Linked DNA regions of Mus musculus: region 1 is linked to region 2. A link is a loop called in an ENCODE intact Hi-C map of the cell type or tissue named here. Cell type or tissue: left cerebral cortex. All regions are shown on one strand.

What was found. Peaks named below come from ENCODE experiments on the same cell type or tissue, not always from the same donor. Only the 100,000 strongest peaks of a DNase experiment are listed, where the experiment ranks them.
Region 1: it touches region 2 in a loop (2.0-fold over the local background); 3 of 42 quality-filtered maps call a loop at or near these places.

The regions. Positions count from the first base shown.
Region 1 is chr10:28,547,785-28,555,784 of GRCm38, forward strand. Ptprk (protein tyrosine phosphatase, receptor type, K) reads left to right here. Exons shown (of 32, transcript NM_008983.2): 14 at 3,834-3,972. Among named protein-coding and RNA genes, the nearest start is that of Themis, 120 kb to the right of the region's middle. In left cerebral cortex, a CTCF peak has its summit at 4,487 (motif pointing left); DNase peaks (open chromatin) are centred at 3,926, 6,691 and 7,969.
Region 2 is chr10:28,489,455-28,497,454 of GRCm38, forward strand. It overlaps Ptprk (protein tyrosine phosphatase, receptor type, K), which reads left to right. Exons shown (of 32, transcript NM_008983.2): 12 at 3,460-3,733; 13 at 7,455-7,491. Among named protein-coding and RNA genes, the nearest start is that of Themis, 170 kb to the right of the region's middle. In left cerebral cortex, a CTCF peak has its summit at 4,039; DNase peaks (open chromatin) are centred at 3,543, 3,967, 4,313 and 7,728; H3K4me3 peaks cover 344 bases; H3K27ac peaks cover 1,088 bases.

The DNA of each region.
Region 1 (8,000 bases), 58 kb after region 2:
TTTAGCTCTCCCCCCCCCAAAATGCATCTAATAAATGTGCTCAGTAAAAGTAAAATTCTAACTTGTTTTTGTTCTCTCATTGTGCAAAGAATTATGCCAGTCTAGTCTCCTAAAAACTGGGGGTTCTTTGAATGCTCTCTGGCAAATAAAGTGTGAAAAGATTTACGACAAAGGAAAGCACTCTGAAAAGGATACTTTCCATTGTCTTTGTGCAAACATAAATTATGTGAGACACAGGGGTGTAACCACGTTAACAGGTTATGGCTGTCACTGAAGAAAATAGGAAATGCTCGCTTAAAACTACTATATATTTCCATTTATTAATCTTATAAAAATGGATTTTTATTTATATTCTTTGGTTTCGCCGTGCAAAACCCTAGAAAAATAAATGTGACTGAAGTGTACAGAGGAAACCATCTGTGCAAGCTGAGTTGGGAAGGTTGCAGTTAGATGCTGGCCTGTTCTACATGATGAGTTTGGGGCCAACCTGGAATTCATAGAAAGATGCTGTCTACACAGAAACACCTCCAAACTAATAAATTTCCAGATTTTCTTTTATAAAAGTACTGTTGGTTGATAATATTAGAAATAATAAGTGATTCTTCTATAGAAAGTTTACATTTCAGGGAAAATGGCTACCACATCATACAAATATGGAGAATCTCATTCAAGTTTGGTAATTATTTAACAGTCAATAATCTGCACAAGAATTATAACCACAACTTCCAAAGCATGTTTACCCTTGATCGTTCTTTTTTTTTTTTTTCAATTTGGGAATTATAAATAGGATCCATCTCTAAGAGGTCTCTAAGAGGATGATCACTTTAAACTGATCACATGGATACCCATAATACATGAATTGTCTTAGCGCCCTGAACACTGAACCCATGATCAAGCTTAACAGTTTCTTTGTGCAAACACTGACTCTTAGATTGCACATTCCACTGCTGGGAATGTATTTACATTATCTTCTCAGAAAAATTTATTTCTGTTAAAACTTTTTTTAAAAAAATTCTTAATCCTCTGAATTTGAAGCTGCGTGCCCGTCATTTTGTGTGAGTTTCATAATGTAATCACGCAGTGTGGATGGAATTTTAAAATCTCTTTATATCTGACCTTCTATTCACAATATCGACCCTATCTGTCCATTTGTGCATTTCTATGGAAAGGCTGAGGAGTTCTGAAGGTTCTTATAAAATATAGCATATGCTACATGTTACAGCTTAATTAAATTATATGAAGGAGATGGATCTGGCTGGGAAATGACCCTACTCGATGTACAAGCATGTGTGTGTACAAGCGTGAGGACCTGAGTTTGGGTACCCAAGTCATCATTATCCAAACTACTAAAAACCTACATGATTTCTAACATGGTATGAATCTTAAGAGTGTAATATGTTTCCATGCAATTGTACTGTGCCATGATAATCAAGGACAGAAAAGCAGTGCTGGAGTGCTGGGGTTGGGAGACAGCTCTGTTGGTAAAGTGCTTGCTGAACAGGCAGAAAAACTGGAGTTCAAATCGCTAACATCCATATAAAAAGCTGGGTATGTCAGCACATAGCCCTAACCTAAGTGAAGAAGCTAAAATAGGTGGATTCCCAGCCCAAAACAAAGCTCAGAGAGAAACTCAGTTTTTAAAATAACGACATCACTTGAACAAAATAGAACACTCCCATGTACACACATGCATACCAACATACAAATACATACAGAGAGAGAGGTGGGAGGGAAAGAAAGGGAGGGAAGGAGAGAGATGGAGACAGAGACAGAGAACATATCTAACAAGAACTGATTGTCCAAAGCACTGGCAGTTGACTCCATAAGTCAGGTATGTCAGAGTACCAAGGGATTATCATCTCTATTCTGTGAAAGTCAAGTGTAGTGAAGCAACAGATCAGAGAGTTTAGTGAGTGAGTCAACTCTAGAAATTATCCCATAGATGAATATTTCTCTCAGGAGATTTCTATATCACTTTTAAAAATTCCTTCGTGAAAGTGTACCTATGTAAACCAATCCAGTTTGATCATTACAAACAATAAACATTTTGTTTTTAGATTTTTGCATTCTACCTAGGAATACACCCCACCTGTTTTAGGCGTTCATGCTTACACAATGAGTAGGCGTATGTACACATCCATCAAACTGCTCAAGAAGAGGAAGGGATGCCAGCACAGCTTCGGCAGGCTTGGACGAACTGCAAGTACCATTGTCACCTACTCCTAATTAAGGACGTTTCCTATAGCTGTAATGCCGAGAACAGCCATACTACCACTGCCCAACGAACTTCCTCCACTTACTAGGGAAAAAGCAAGCTGTGTGTGGACTTACAGTCTCTGCTTAAGAGTAATAGTGACTAAGCCACTGGGACATTTTATTCTGTGCAATTAAAAAAAATAGTTTGGTGAACTCTTTAACAAATGGAACTAACACTTTTTCAAACACTAATTTTCTGTTTAGATTTAAAGTAAAATGAAGTAATATTACTGAGAGAGAGGTTTACATCATCACCATTACCATCATCACCACCACCACCACCACCACCACCACCATCATCATCATCATGACCATGAGTTTAATTTGAAAAATTAGGTTAACCTCGTGCCAGCAACTTTAGGGTGGAAAAAAAAATAGACATTAAGATACATAGAACATGGATGTTGGAGCAAAAGAAGCCAAATGAAGGAACTAACAGGTTGGCACAGCAACAGATGGATAACTTTCTAAAGAGAATAGACAAGTTTTCCTGGAGATATACAGGCTCAGTGTAGATCTTGACTGTAGCATGTTCGTTCAGCCAGGGTCTCTGAACTCTTAAGTGCATGGTACAGTGATTGGCAACTGAAAACAGTTTTCCAATATGTTTAATCCATAGAACTCCCTGGCCTTTGTGATGCATATTTTCAGCAGTGGGGGGTCATAAACCTGGCAAGTGAGAGGTGCTGTGTTACAAGATAGACGATGTATTAGATTCTCTGCCTGCCCTTGAGTGATTCATAATCTCTCCTTAATTCTCTAAGCCTCGGGGGTTTTGTGTCTGTAAAGTACAGATAATAATAGTTTCTTTGCCAGTTTCAAGGTAAATGAGGTAAAAGGAAAATGTCTTCAGTGGCTTTCCGGGGCTTATGTATTGATTAAAGTTTTCTATTTTAATTGTGGACATGTGTGAGGGCTGAGCATGATTTTGAGAATGAAAAGAAAAAAAAAAAAAAAAAAAAAGTAAGGGCCTGAAAGGATCAAGAAAAAAAATAATCTTCTTAAAGTCACTTCCTACATTTATCAGTAGTGAGGAAATGTGAAATAGTTCTGGGTATATTTCCTTATGTTTTTTTTTTCTTCTGCTTAAACTGTTTATTTTAACTTCTGTGGTGGATTATAAACTAATTCTTACTAGCCTGAAGCTCCCAAGCCCTCTTATTCAGGTTCCTGAGTTCTGGAATTATAAGCAGCTACATGGGCCACCTCACCCAGTTAAGAGGTCATTTTAAAAAAATGAAGTGAAAAATGGTAACTTATATCTGACTCCATCTCTTCCCAGTGTAGTAATTCTAAAAATCTTGTTGTGACTATTTAAGGCATTTGAAGAAAAATAGCCTACCATCCTCTTTAATAACAATTTTTTATTCCTTATGTTAAAATGGAATAGCAAAATAAAGATTTTTTTTTACCTTAACTTGACCCTAAGACTCCCATGTTTTAGAACAGCTCGTTTCTGCATGTACATTTTCAGGTTATTGCTATTCATGCTTGTTCTCCTATGGCTATTTCTGCCTGGAGGCAATCTTCCTGTGCATGAAGAGGCTTCCAGTCACCTGTTTCTCTGATTCCTTTAGCAGCAGCAACAGAAGAACCAGAAGTGATCCCAGACCCGGCAAAGCAGACAGACAGAGTGGTGAAAATCGCGGGCATCAGTGCTGGCATCCTAGTGTTCATCCTTCTCCTGCTGGTTGTCATAGTAATTGTGAAAAAGAGGTAGGTCTGATACTGTCCTCTACCCCACACTCGGATATTCGACTGATTTTCATGTTTTCCTTCCAAGCTGCTTGACAAATTCTCATAAGAGTGCCCGCACCTCAGCTTCTTATTTGGGCTTTTTAAGTAAAGTCTTCTTTACCTATTTGTAGTTTGTTCAAGGATATAAACATAGAGCTTGGTTAACATTTATTTAATGTAAAACTATAAGTTTCTTGAACTTCAGAGATACGTGGGAAATTCAACTTATTTTGAGTGTTGTTATTATTAAGCATAATGAAATTGATGGCTATACAGTTACGGTGCTTGGGCCAAAGTCGGAATTATTTTCATTTTTAATTAATTTTTTTAAAATATGGGTTGCATGTGAGACATGCATTTACTTCTCTAATTAAGAATGTTGTTTAATGACATTGTATATTAAATATTCACTGACTAATTTAAAAAAAAAAGGAAGAGTAAATGCTTAAATTAAACTTTATCTTTTATACTATACCAGCCAATGTCGCCACCTCCTGGAGTTCATAAAGATATTATGACTTCCTGGAATTTAAACTTTTGTTTTCTGGGGATAAAAGTATACTCTTGCTCAAAAGCATTTTATACACATTTTTTTATACTTTGAGCTACTTGACCATTATGTAAGTTGTCAGAATTTGTAAGTCATTGTCTTTGAAACTAGTGTGGCCCTTCAATCATTCCAATCATGAATTTTTAAATAATGCTATAATTTGGAAGCATTTTAGAAAAAAAGAAAATAATTTTTATATAGAGAGTGCATTCTAAGAGCTTCATGTGTAGAGGTGGTTTTGCTTTTATAATTGTACTGATTGTGTAATAAATAATGTTGCTTATATTCCGTGAACTTCATAGTGTGCAATTATTATTGCTTTCTACTTAAAATAAAACATTAACATTATGGATAAGACTCATCTGTTAATCACAATTCCGTGAGCATCTATTTTAATATATTGCCTCTTTACAATTGTCCCCGGAGATATATATGTTGGAGAAGACACATCTGCATTAGAAACATTAGGTATGCACCACAGTGTTTTGTGTTCAATTAGCTACATATGTGCTTTTCCCTAACAGTGCTTTCTCTTTGCTGTTGTCTACGACTTCTAGGATTGGTAACACGTCCTAGTCGAGCCAAGATTTAAGTATTTTAGAAACACTAGGTTTTCAATAAAGATCAGTAAAATCATGGAAAAGAACCTTCAGACTTTACTTCTCTGTTTAATTTAGGTTTGTACTTGGAGGGTGGAAAAGCCAAATGACTTAGAGAGCGAACTTAGCACTGCTTCATCCTTAAGTGGAATGTCACATCCGATTGGATGCATTAGAATGACTTCTGCCTGTGTTCTCCTCAAAGTGGAGTTAAACCTAGTAGCAGTTGTTCTTTATATGGAGACTTACTTCTTTTTGATGGATTTGTACCTGGAATGACAACTGAAAGCTAAGGTCCTTCAGGTTGCTTAAGCCAGTCACTAAAGCAAGGTTGGGGGAAGGGAGGTAACAGTCTCTGACAGCTCTCTAAAATCGCACACCTTCACTGATGCTTCTTCTGGTCTACATTGTCAATGATCAGATCAACAAGCATCCATTAAGTGGTTCACATTTACCTTTTTGTAATTGTTGTATTGGATAGAAAGTCTCCTGAGCTCTCAGCTCCCTCGGCAGCAGCTATGTGACTGGGGAAAACCATTATCTTTTAGAATAGATGAGGTGTTTGCCACCTTCTGGACTAAATCGTGCCTGGATTGCTTTAACTCCTTATTCACTGCAGCACATTTCTAAAGGCTTCAACCCATAGGTGCTCTCTCTCTCTCTCTCTCTCTCTCTCTCTCTCTCTCTCTCTCTCTCTCTCACACACACACACACACACACACACACACACCCTGTGTGAGTTAACCACGAGTAATTTATTATACCACAAAAGTATGTAGCAGTCCTGGATGTGACAGAGTTTAGCTTAAGGTTCTGTGTTATTCTGTAGTTTCATTTGACTTCAGAAATTCATAATAACAATAATGGAAACAGAAATCTTTACATTCTCACCACCTGCCTTTTCACAAGAAATTGTAAAGTTGCTTTAGCCTATCCCTCACTGGGAATAATATATGTAGGGATATTTCCCTCATTGAAAGTAGTTCTGTGTGTTTTGGTTGCAAAGGAATAGCTTAGAATTCAACCAAATAAAACCTTACAACTGAGATTATAGAGAAAGTAAGTTCTTGGGATGTGAAAGGGATATTGCACTTTTCAGAACGCAATGTCATTTTATTTTTTAGTTTAATCACTGTTGAATTATTTCCAAATATATGCCATTTTTCATTGATTGTGTACATTTTAAATGCACAGCATGAATACATTACAACTTTCTACATCAACTTGAAATCATGTTTCAATACAGTAAATGTTTGTGTATACCATGGTCACGTGCATCTACTGTGGGAATACCTTCATGTATATGTAGCATATGGTACCTGTATTCACATAAAGTGTATATATTGTGTACCATTTAGATATACCCAATGTGTAAAAAAATATAGGTGTTACTTTGCACACATTAACATCATAATTTTATGTTTTGTATTTAAAATAAACTGCTATATTTAGTATACACATTCTATACACAGCTGCTCCATCTGTCATGACATTCAGATGGCAATGGATGATAGACCGCTTTAACTGCATGTTGAAAAACACACAATCCATTTAACTTTTCAGTTCTCTGGCAATATAAGAAATGTCAGCATGTTACTGTTTTCTTTTCCTAATTCTGTATTACAAATTTTATTTTTTTGCTGCATTATCTGTCTGTTTAATCGCATGGCAAGAGAACGCTAACAACGCATGGGCAACGTACAATGCAGAGCCTAAGAAGCCAGATTTCATTTTGTTTCGTTTTCTTTTTAACGCACATTTTTCTGCTCTCTTGGATGCGACGGAGTCATGCTTCTCATTCACCATTGCTTCTTTTTCCCACTGTCTGTGATCTGCTTCCCAGGAGGAGCTACTACTCTTACTCCTACTACCTGTAAGTAGAAAATGGGTCATGACAACTCTACATGTGTCCAAAATGCAATACCCCTTTTCAAAAAGCCCACAGAAGCAGTGTGGTCCATTTGGTAGACTTTCAAAATAATATTTTTCTGGACGCTAAAACTATAGAGTATTATCTCTTTTGATAATCTTTTTTAAAAGGGATATTGTGTTTCTGTATATTCAGCTACTTTTAATTTTTAACTACAATTTTTCCATGAGTAGCTTTATCTTACAGCTAAGAACATCATTTATTTACTTATATCAAGTCTGTACCCTCTTAGCAATATATTTATACATCTGGTAACAAATGTGGCTTGAACTTCCTACTCTAGATGTTGTATTACACTATCTACTACTCTATTACATTTGTGAAAATAACCCCAGTGAAATATTTGTACAGCATTCAGACTGTGCTCAATGGATGCAAACCAGATCAGGCCTACATGTGTGTAAGATCACTTTACATATTTTCCCAGTTATTCAAAAGCGTCATAATGTACAATTATCTTTGCTGGCCAGTAAAACTGTTAGTATGGTCTTATAAAATAAACTGATAAAAGAGAATGTAGTAAGTAGGGCAGAGACATTGAAAGCCTTTTGTAGAATGGGGGAAAATGAGTTTGTTTACTACAATTTAGAGATTTTATGAAACAAGCCAAAAACAAAACCTGTGAACTGACTAAGGAGTCACAAGACTAACTTGGAGAACACTGGCCATTCAATTTCCTGAGTCATCTTCAGTTGACTTTGTTAGACTCCAAGATAGTTAGTAGTTCAGTCCAAGGAAATAGCACTGTGCAAGGCTCAAAGATTGAAATTGTGTTTGAGGCATACAGCCTGCAGTGTCTCTATCACTAGGTAAGGTTTTAGTCAGCTTCACAGCAAAATTTTATGAGTCAATCACTTCAACACAGTGCTGCCAACGTTTTAAATATTACAAACATTTGGCTTCCTACAATCTGTTAAAACAAGCAGGT
Region 2 (8,000 bases):
ATATTATCATATATTATACATATGAGGGCTACATACTTTTGAGGATTACAAAGCATTTCAACAAAATAGAAGCCTGGCAATTTCAAAAACAGGAAAGCAAATAGAAAGTTGAGAAGGAGGGGTACTTTTTCACTTCAGAATCCTCTGTGCCTATGCAGAACTGCCCAGTGCTTTGTTGTTGAGTAAAGTCAGTGAAGCAGCAAGCAGAAGTAAATTCCTAGTAAGGATGCTCCTTAAGCAAAGCTTCATTACTCAAACATGTTGAGAACTTTTGAAGGATTAGAGATCTTTTTATCTGAGACCAAAAAGTGAATATATTTGGGCATATTCTAAATAATAACCTCACCAGAAAAAAAAAAAGTGATTTGCTCATCCTACAAATGCCTAGTTAAATGTCCATTATCCCATTTGAAACCACACTTGAATATAAAATTAAGTAGTTCCTGTGTCAGCTTATGGAATAAACATTGCTGAGACTAAAAAAGACCCAGGCCCAGAGCTAAGTTTAATGAAGTGAAGATGCTTGTCTTGATGAGGCAGAGTGTGTGTGAAAGGGAGGAACATGTTTCCCACCTTATTTCAGTCATTGCACAAAGAGCAATCTAGACAATATTCTTGGAGGTAAGCTTTCTGAAGAAAAAGTATGCATATACTCAGCCTTATGTTTTCATAACAAAATCCAAGGGGTCTCAAAAACATACATTTAGTTTTCATTGCTCCAATGTCTAGGAAACCCAATCTGGTCAAAGCAGCCCTTGCTGAGACTTCATCTAAGCCTGGTTGCTTTCCATGGATCTCCATCACCAAATATCACATCCTATGGTTGAAAAGATTTCACATGTGAACGGTGGACGGGGTCCCAGACATTTGGTCATTACACAAGAAGGAAGAATGGAAGGCACATGGAAAATTTAATAGGGCCTCATATCTCTCTGCCTCAGGTTTTTAGTAGTAGTAACAACGGTGTGCTTCATTTCGTAAGTCATCTTTATTAGTAAATAAAAGATTAATTAAAAGGAAAGCCCATGTTAATGTGGGAAATTTACATATTTTATACACCTCATAGAGTCATCCCTTCTGTAAATTTTCTCTTTAAATGAAATATGTGAAATCTTTAGCTCGGTCTAGCCTGTTGATTATCTCAGTTGGAGCCAGGCTTAAGGTTCTAAAGTGCAGAATGAACTTGCCTCTCTTCCCTTCTCTCCCCCAGTAACAGTTTGCTTTGCTCCACATAAGTCTGGAGAGCCCCAGGCTGGGTTGCATAGCTCCTGAATTTAATTGAAATGGAAAAACCATGAAAGTAGAATGTTAAATATGTCAAATGAATGGAATGAATTAAGAGTTAGCATACACTAGATTTTTTTTGAGATGTATGAGATAATTAAGAAGTTGGGTTTTTTAGAGATTAGTTTCCATTATTTAGCTAAGATAGATAATCACCATTCTGTTTGTTAGAGTAGGTGCATAAACGTAAATTTTTCTGGAGAGTGTAATACATCTATTAATTTTTGTGTAGCTGTATACACAGGGCACAGAAGTATATAACATATAATTATGGATAATAAATTCAAAATAAAATAAGGATTAGGTCTACCTAGCATGGCATATGGCAACTAAGCTCTTTTCTTCTTTGGGTCTTCAGGGTCTGTCTGCTTGCTAGTTCCTATATTGTCCATAGTAGACAAATGCTTGTCCCCTGGATGAGGCAGAAATCAGGCATCTTGTCAGTAGCTTTGCTCCAAGCGTGGTGACCCAACTTGGCAGAGGTACAGTTTCCATAGTGTAAAATAACAGATGTCTGCCTTGGTCACAAGCTCAAATCTCAGTTTCTGCCATTGATATCATCTATGTCCTTTTTCAAAAGAGAAAGAAATAGGCAGCAGCCTTTTGACATGTTAGCAGTACTTTAACAGGAAAACAAACAGAAACTTCAATATTAAAGAAGAAAGTAAAACTCTAAATAATATCATCTTTTCTTTGAGGCTGTGGAGTCTCTTGCTTGTAAGTATAATGGCTCATATTTAAATTGGAATGTTGCTTTAAACCCTGAATTTCTTTCAATCTCCTAGATGCACACTTGATTTTCTCTCTTGGTCTCTCTGGAAATTCCTTAACAAAAAGCACTGTCTTGCATCTTCCACCCTACTACAGACCTATTGAATGCTGGCTGTCATCCCTCTCTAGAAAGCCTGGATCACATTTTAGAACAGTGGTTTGAAGCCTTCCTAGTGCGGGGCCCTTCAATTCAGTTGTCATGTTCTGGTAACCACGCCCCCTAAACATGAAGTATTTCCATTGCTTCTTCATAACTGTACATTGCCTACTGTTATTAATCATAATAAAAATATCTGACATGCAGGGTATCTGATGTGTGACCCCTGTGGGAGTCACAAACCACTGGCCTAGATGAAATATATTTGCTTAAAGTCTCAAGATTTTTACATAGAGACCTCACCCACAACTTATTCTCACTGAATTTAAAAGCCACAGTGAATTTCCTTCAGTTTTCAACAATTCTAAAATATATTAATTGTTTGTACATTCAAAGTATGGAAAATATATTAGTAGTAATGGCAAACTTTTAGATAATATTTACCTAGATTATTTCACTTGAGACATTTTCCACAAAGGAAGGACATTATTGACATATGAATTTGAGAACCTTACAAATAAATGATCACATAAATCTTTATTTCAAATTTGTGGGGTTTCATTTACCTTACAACATAAAAGCTGTTGTGGAAAAGTTCTAATGTATTTAAGAAAAGGATTCCCAATTCAGGTTGGAGTTTTAATAGGCCAAATGCCATCTGTCTCTCCAATTTGTAACATTTTATTATTAACAAGCCCTGAAGAAGGAGCCAGTCTATTTCTGTTGTGGGGACAGATTTGTGTCCATCTGTGCCCGCCCTGTCGCATGTCACTTGTGCTTCGGATCTGCATAGCTGTGAGGCAGTAGAGATGCAGGCGAGGTCAGGAGGTGGAGAAGCCTGTCAGCGCCTCGAGTGTCCAAGCCTGTGACAACTGCAGACCGTAGCTTCCAATGCCTCCTGGAGGCCACCATTCTGTTGGGCCTTGGAGCTGCGCCTTCCCTGATGTAATTTCACGAGAAAATGTTAACTTTTTCTATTTAAAAAAAAAAAAAAAAAAAAAACTAAGACAAAGAACTTAATCTATGATATGACTCTGGTTAAAGCCAGGTCCTTATTAGAGAGGCTTAGTTTTCGGTCTTTGAAAATGTGAACCATTTTAAGGTGATTTTTCTTACTTGTCTTAGTTCCTTGATAAGCTCACCACTGTGGCAGCAGAACTCTCGAGACACCATTTTATGGGAAAGGGGCTTAATGATGGTTACATGCACTGGGAAGCCGCCTGCCCACTCTGAACCTCCTGTTCCTTTCTCCAAACATCTTAATATGTTAGATACTAAGTGTGAACATTTCTTTCTTTCCCCCAAAGTGCTTATCAAATTGTTGTGGAGCAGCTACACCCACATCGAACGAAGCGTGAAGCAGGGGCCATGGAATGCTACCAGGTACCGGTTACATACCAGAACGCCCTAAGTGGGGGCGCGCCCTATTACTTTGCCGCAGAACTTCCCCCTGGGAATCTTCCCGAGCCTGCTCCCTTCACCGTGGGTGACAACCGGACCTATAAAGGCTTTTGGAACCCTCCCCTGGCCCCCCGCAAAGGATACAACATCTATTTCCAAGCGATGAGCAGTGTGGAGAAGGTGAGATTACTCTCAGATTGGATATTTTTCCCCTTGATCTTAAGTAAAGCTGTGGCTATATTTTATAAACACTCAGTGGCGTTTGTCAAGGAAAATTGAAAAAGAAAACAAAGGGAAAGAAAATGGATGTGTAGTGCTTCTGTTGCCAGCTCTTGCAAGTTGACTGAAGGACTGAGGCTGAGAGCCAGCAGCATTTCACAGGATTCCTGTTTCCTAGTAACTGCCTTAGCTCGCGCTTTCTTCAGGAATGCCCACAGTGCAACTGTGAACAAAGTGATTTGAAAAGGTGGGTGTGCTGCCGCCAGGACTCCACCCTCAGTAAATTCCCTGCATTGTTCTGCCTCACTTGCTCAGTAGTGGCTGCTTCAAAAGATTAAATTTACTTCAGGATAAACAGAATGCGCGTTCCACACTGGGCTAATAAAGGCCTTATAAGCTTTTCAGGGGGTACATGCCAAATAATAAATAACAAGTAACAATCCTCTGATTACAAAGTAATGGGACGCCTGCGGTCCAGCTGACAGAACCTAAACAGAAGGCTGCCTGCTAAGGCTGGGTGCTGAGCCATTACTGAAGTTGGCTGGCCCTGTCCCTGGCTGCCCCTCCTTTTCCCATTTTGGACACAGTTGTTTTTGAACACTGGGGCTGATCCCAAATGAATATTGAAGAGGAGCGCTCAGCGGGACACAAGTGAGAAACAACCTAGCCTTTTCCTCCCATGCTGTTTCCCTTTGAAAGACTTTCTTTTCTAAGACTTATTTTGTTTTTATTTATTTATTTCTATTTGAGATAAGGCAGTAGGGTAAAAAGAATATGTTGAGAAACTTGAACAATTTTCAAATCCAGACGAACACTGGCATTTTGATGGGCTTGAAGCTATGTGGGAAATGGTTGCTTATGTATAACTGAGTCTGTAAGGTGACACCTGGGAGAGGATGTAAAGTATGTGACAACCAATTGTATGAGTCATATTAGCTCTTAGAATAGTTTAATTGGAAGACAACCAATGTGTACGAGGGCCATGAGGGTGTGAGTATTGCTTTTATATGCAAGTTGTATTTTTATGCATACCAGTGTAGCCAGTGTAGAGTTATGGCAAAGAAAAGTGCCCAATACCCTTTAAATACATAGCGTACATGCAAAGGCTGTCCATAGTTAAGGAGGCTCTACTCTTCTCACTCTTCTTTACCATCCACACCACCTGCTATGACCAAATGCCTGGCTAGAAGCAGTTTAAGAGAGAAAGGGTTTGTTTGGATTACCAGTTGAGAGTTACTTCTCTGGAACAGGAGGCAGGGCAGAGAGAGTAGGTAGGAAGTGAGCGGTCATAGCAGTCTTCATGCAGAAAGTAGAGAGCTAAGAGTCCTGGTGTTCTGCCTAACCTCTCTCTCTGTCTCTGTCTGTCTCTGCCTCTCTCTGCCTCTCTCTCTGACCTGGGATCCTCATCCTATCATTTTTGAAAGGTCTTTCTGCTTCAGTGAATTTATAGATAATGCCCAACAGACCTTCCCATAGGTTTGTTTCATGGTAATAATTTCCATCAAAATGACATTCAAGATTAACAACCCATCTTGTATACACACACACACACACACACACACACACACACACACACACACACACACACCTATTTTAAAAGTAATTGACTAATTAGGTTGCTCCAAACAGAGACATGGTAAAAATTAGTAGCCCCACCTAAATACAAATAGCACACAGGTAGAAGAGGGTTCTAGATTTAAATTTTTGTCTTTAGAGACGTGAGAATTTCCAAATTAACTCTGTTCACCTGTCTGTTGTGTTGTAAGAGTGAAGATGAATGTATGTACATACAGGGGATTTTCTCTAATACCATCATTTGACCAAAGTTTAGCAGCATTCTCAACCTGTAGGTCATGACAGTTTGGGGGGGGCGGGTCAAAAGACCCTTCCACAGGGTATCATGTAAGACCAGTATAAAGCACAGATATTTACATTAAGATTCATAGCAATAGCAAAATCACAGTTATAAAGTAGCAACAAAAATAATTTTATAATTTTACCGCAATTGCACGACATGCGGACCAGTAGTAAAAGGTCACACAGATCAGCAATACACTTCCCATTGCCGACACAGAGCTTTAACGTGGATGAGCCTCATACCAGTAGAGTCTGGTAATGCCTACAGAGAGTCAACTGGGACTACTCTCAGGAAATCAGAATATCTCAAGATCTACACAGGAGCACGATAATCGCTGGTCCCAGTGAAGAAACAGAAGGACCTGTTCCTCTCCCAGTTCTTTAGTTTACATACTTTCAAAGTAATTTCTTGAGAAGGAATTGTATGCATATTGCTTTATTTCTTATCAACATATAAAACCACTGAAGATAGATTTATAAAATGCTTCTTAAAGACAGCCTCGTTTTTCAGAAAAAAAAAAAAAATGTGAAACCTGGCTAACAGGAGAAGAAGGACAGGATGGGGAGAAGATTAGACAGATCCAGAATTACATAAAAGCAATTTATTACAATCATGTGGAGAAAAGTCTGTTCATACCCCAAGGCAGAAGAAAGGGAGTGATGTGCTGAGCCCTGTCTGACTATGATATACCCAATCTCTTCATAAGTTATTATGTTTAGTGTCACCTAAGCAACAGCCTGTGTGGCAGTGGCAACAGAAATATATACTCCATTATAAGTCCTTTGTCCTTTGGGGTTTGGAACACATACCAGTAATGTTTGTAGGACACACTGGCAGTTTTGATCACAGCGGTATTATCAAACTGGATACACTCACTGACTTTGTTTGCTGTCTCTTCTTGCCCATTGAATATTCAAAGATAAACACAGAGTTGTGAGGGTTGGATAGCTATAATGCTATTTTTGTCTATCTGGGGAGACCAAGGAAAAACTCATAGAGGAGAACTGTTTATCAAGACACTGTCTGGAAAAGAGGAAAAAGGAAAAGAAGGAGAGAAGAAAGGAAAGGCTAGGGAATGAAGGAAGAAAACGAAAAGAAAGCAAATGCAGAAGATAGACAATGGCTGAAGTAGGTGTCTAAGAGGGAGACCAGAGCCCAAGTCTCCCTCGTAAAGCTGTGTATCTTTTTCTACCACATAACAATAATAATTTTTGTTTCTTCTGCCTTGCATTTCTATTTTTTCTAGCTACCTTGGTAATAAAGGTAGGAGGAAAAAAAAAACTGTGTTGAAAAACATCTTGTTTCTGACAGCTAAATTCAAAGGAAAGAAAGAACAGATAAATTACATTTAAACTGCATGCCATGTCTTGATAATCTTTCTGACAACGATCATTTAGCTCTTCAGTCATGCCTAGATCCACAAGAGAGTGTGTAATGATCAGGTTTGTTCAAAGTCTGTAGCTATCAGTTGAAAATAAAATTAGAATTTTGTTCTGATTTATATTAGCTTTTCAGATACATATTTCTTTCTAATAGCTTAAGAGGCAGCAAAAAAATGCAGATTAAAGGCCATACAACTCTTCCCTGCCATACCTAAGCTTGCTTTATTACCAAGTGAAACAGATACAAAAATTACTAGAAAGTTTCTTATTTTTTTAAAATTTTTAAAATGCTGAGACTATTTATTGGAAAAGAAATTTATCTTTATAATTCTACAGTCATAATTATTGTTTAAACTTCTGCTTATCTTCATAATAGTTATAACAGTTTATGAATAAACATTGTCTCTATATTAATCGCTTTCTTTTGGGTTTACTCTGCCAGGAAACTAAAACCCAATGTGTACGAATTGCTACAAAAGGTAAGAGACTTACCTTTTTGTTTCCACTTGGTTTTGTCTTGTTTCCTTGCTTGCTTGCTTGTTTGCTTTCTTGCTTGCTCGTTTTTGTTTTGTTTTGTTTTGTTTTGTTTTTAAGTCCATTCACTACTCCTTTCTGAAATCAGAGTTTTTGGTCATTGTTTCAGACCTATTACATGCAGTGTTTCTATTATAGGGTATTTGTACTGGGTCCAGATAAACCCCACACATTTTCTCTGACTCACTTGGGTGTCTCTAAGACAAAGTGAAGTTCTACATCCACTAGTGCTTAAAACTACAGGAACCTTGTTACAATAACAAGATGAATTTTGAAACTTTAGAATGGCATATCTCTACACTTAGGGCCTGAGAGAGTGAATGGTACCCACCAGCCAATCAGGAAAGCTTCGCCAAAGCAGTTCAAAATACTTACTTCAAAATCTGTTAACTTTGTGTGATAGACAGATCAAACATGTTTATGTAGATGCGTCTCCACAGTCAGACAAACACCT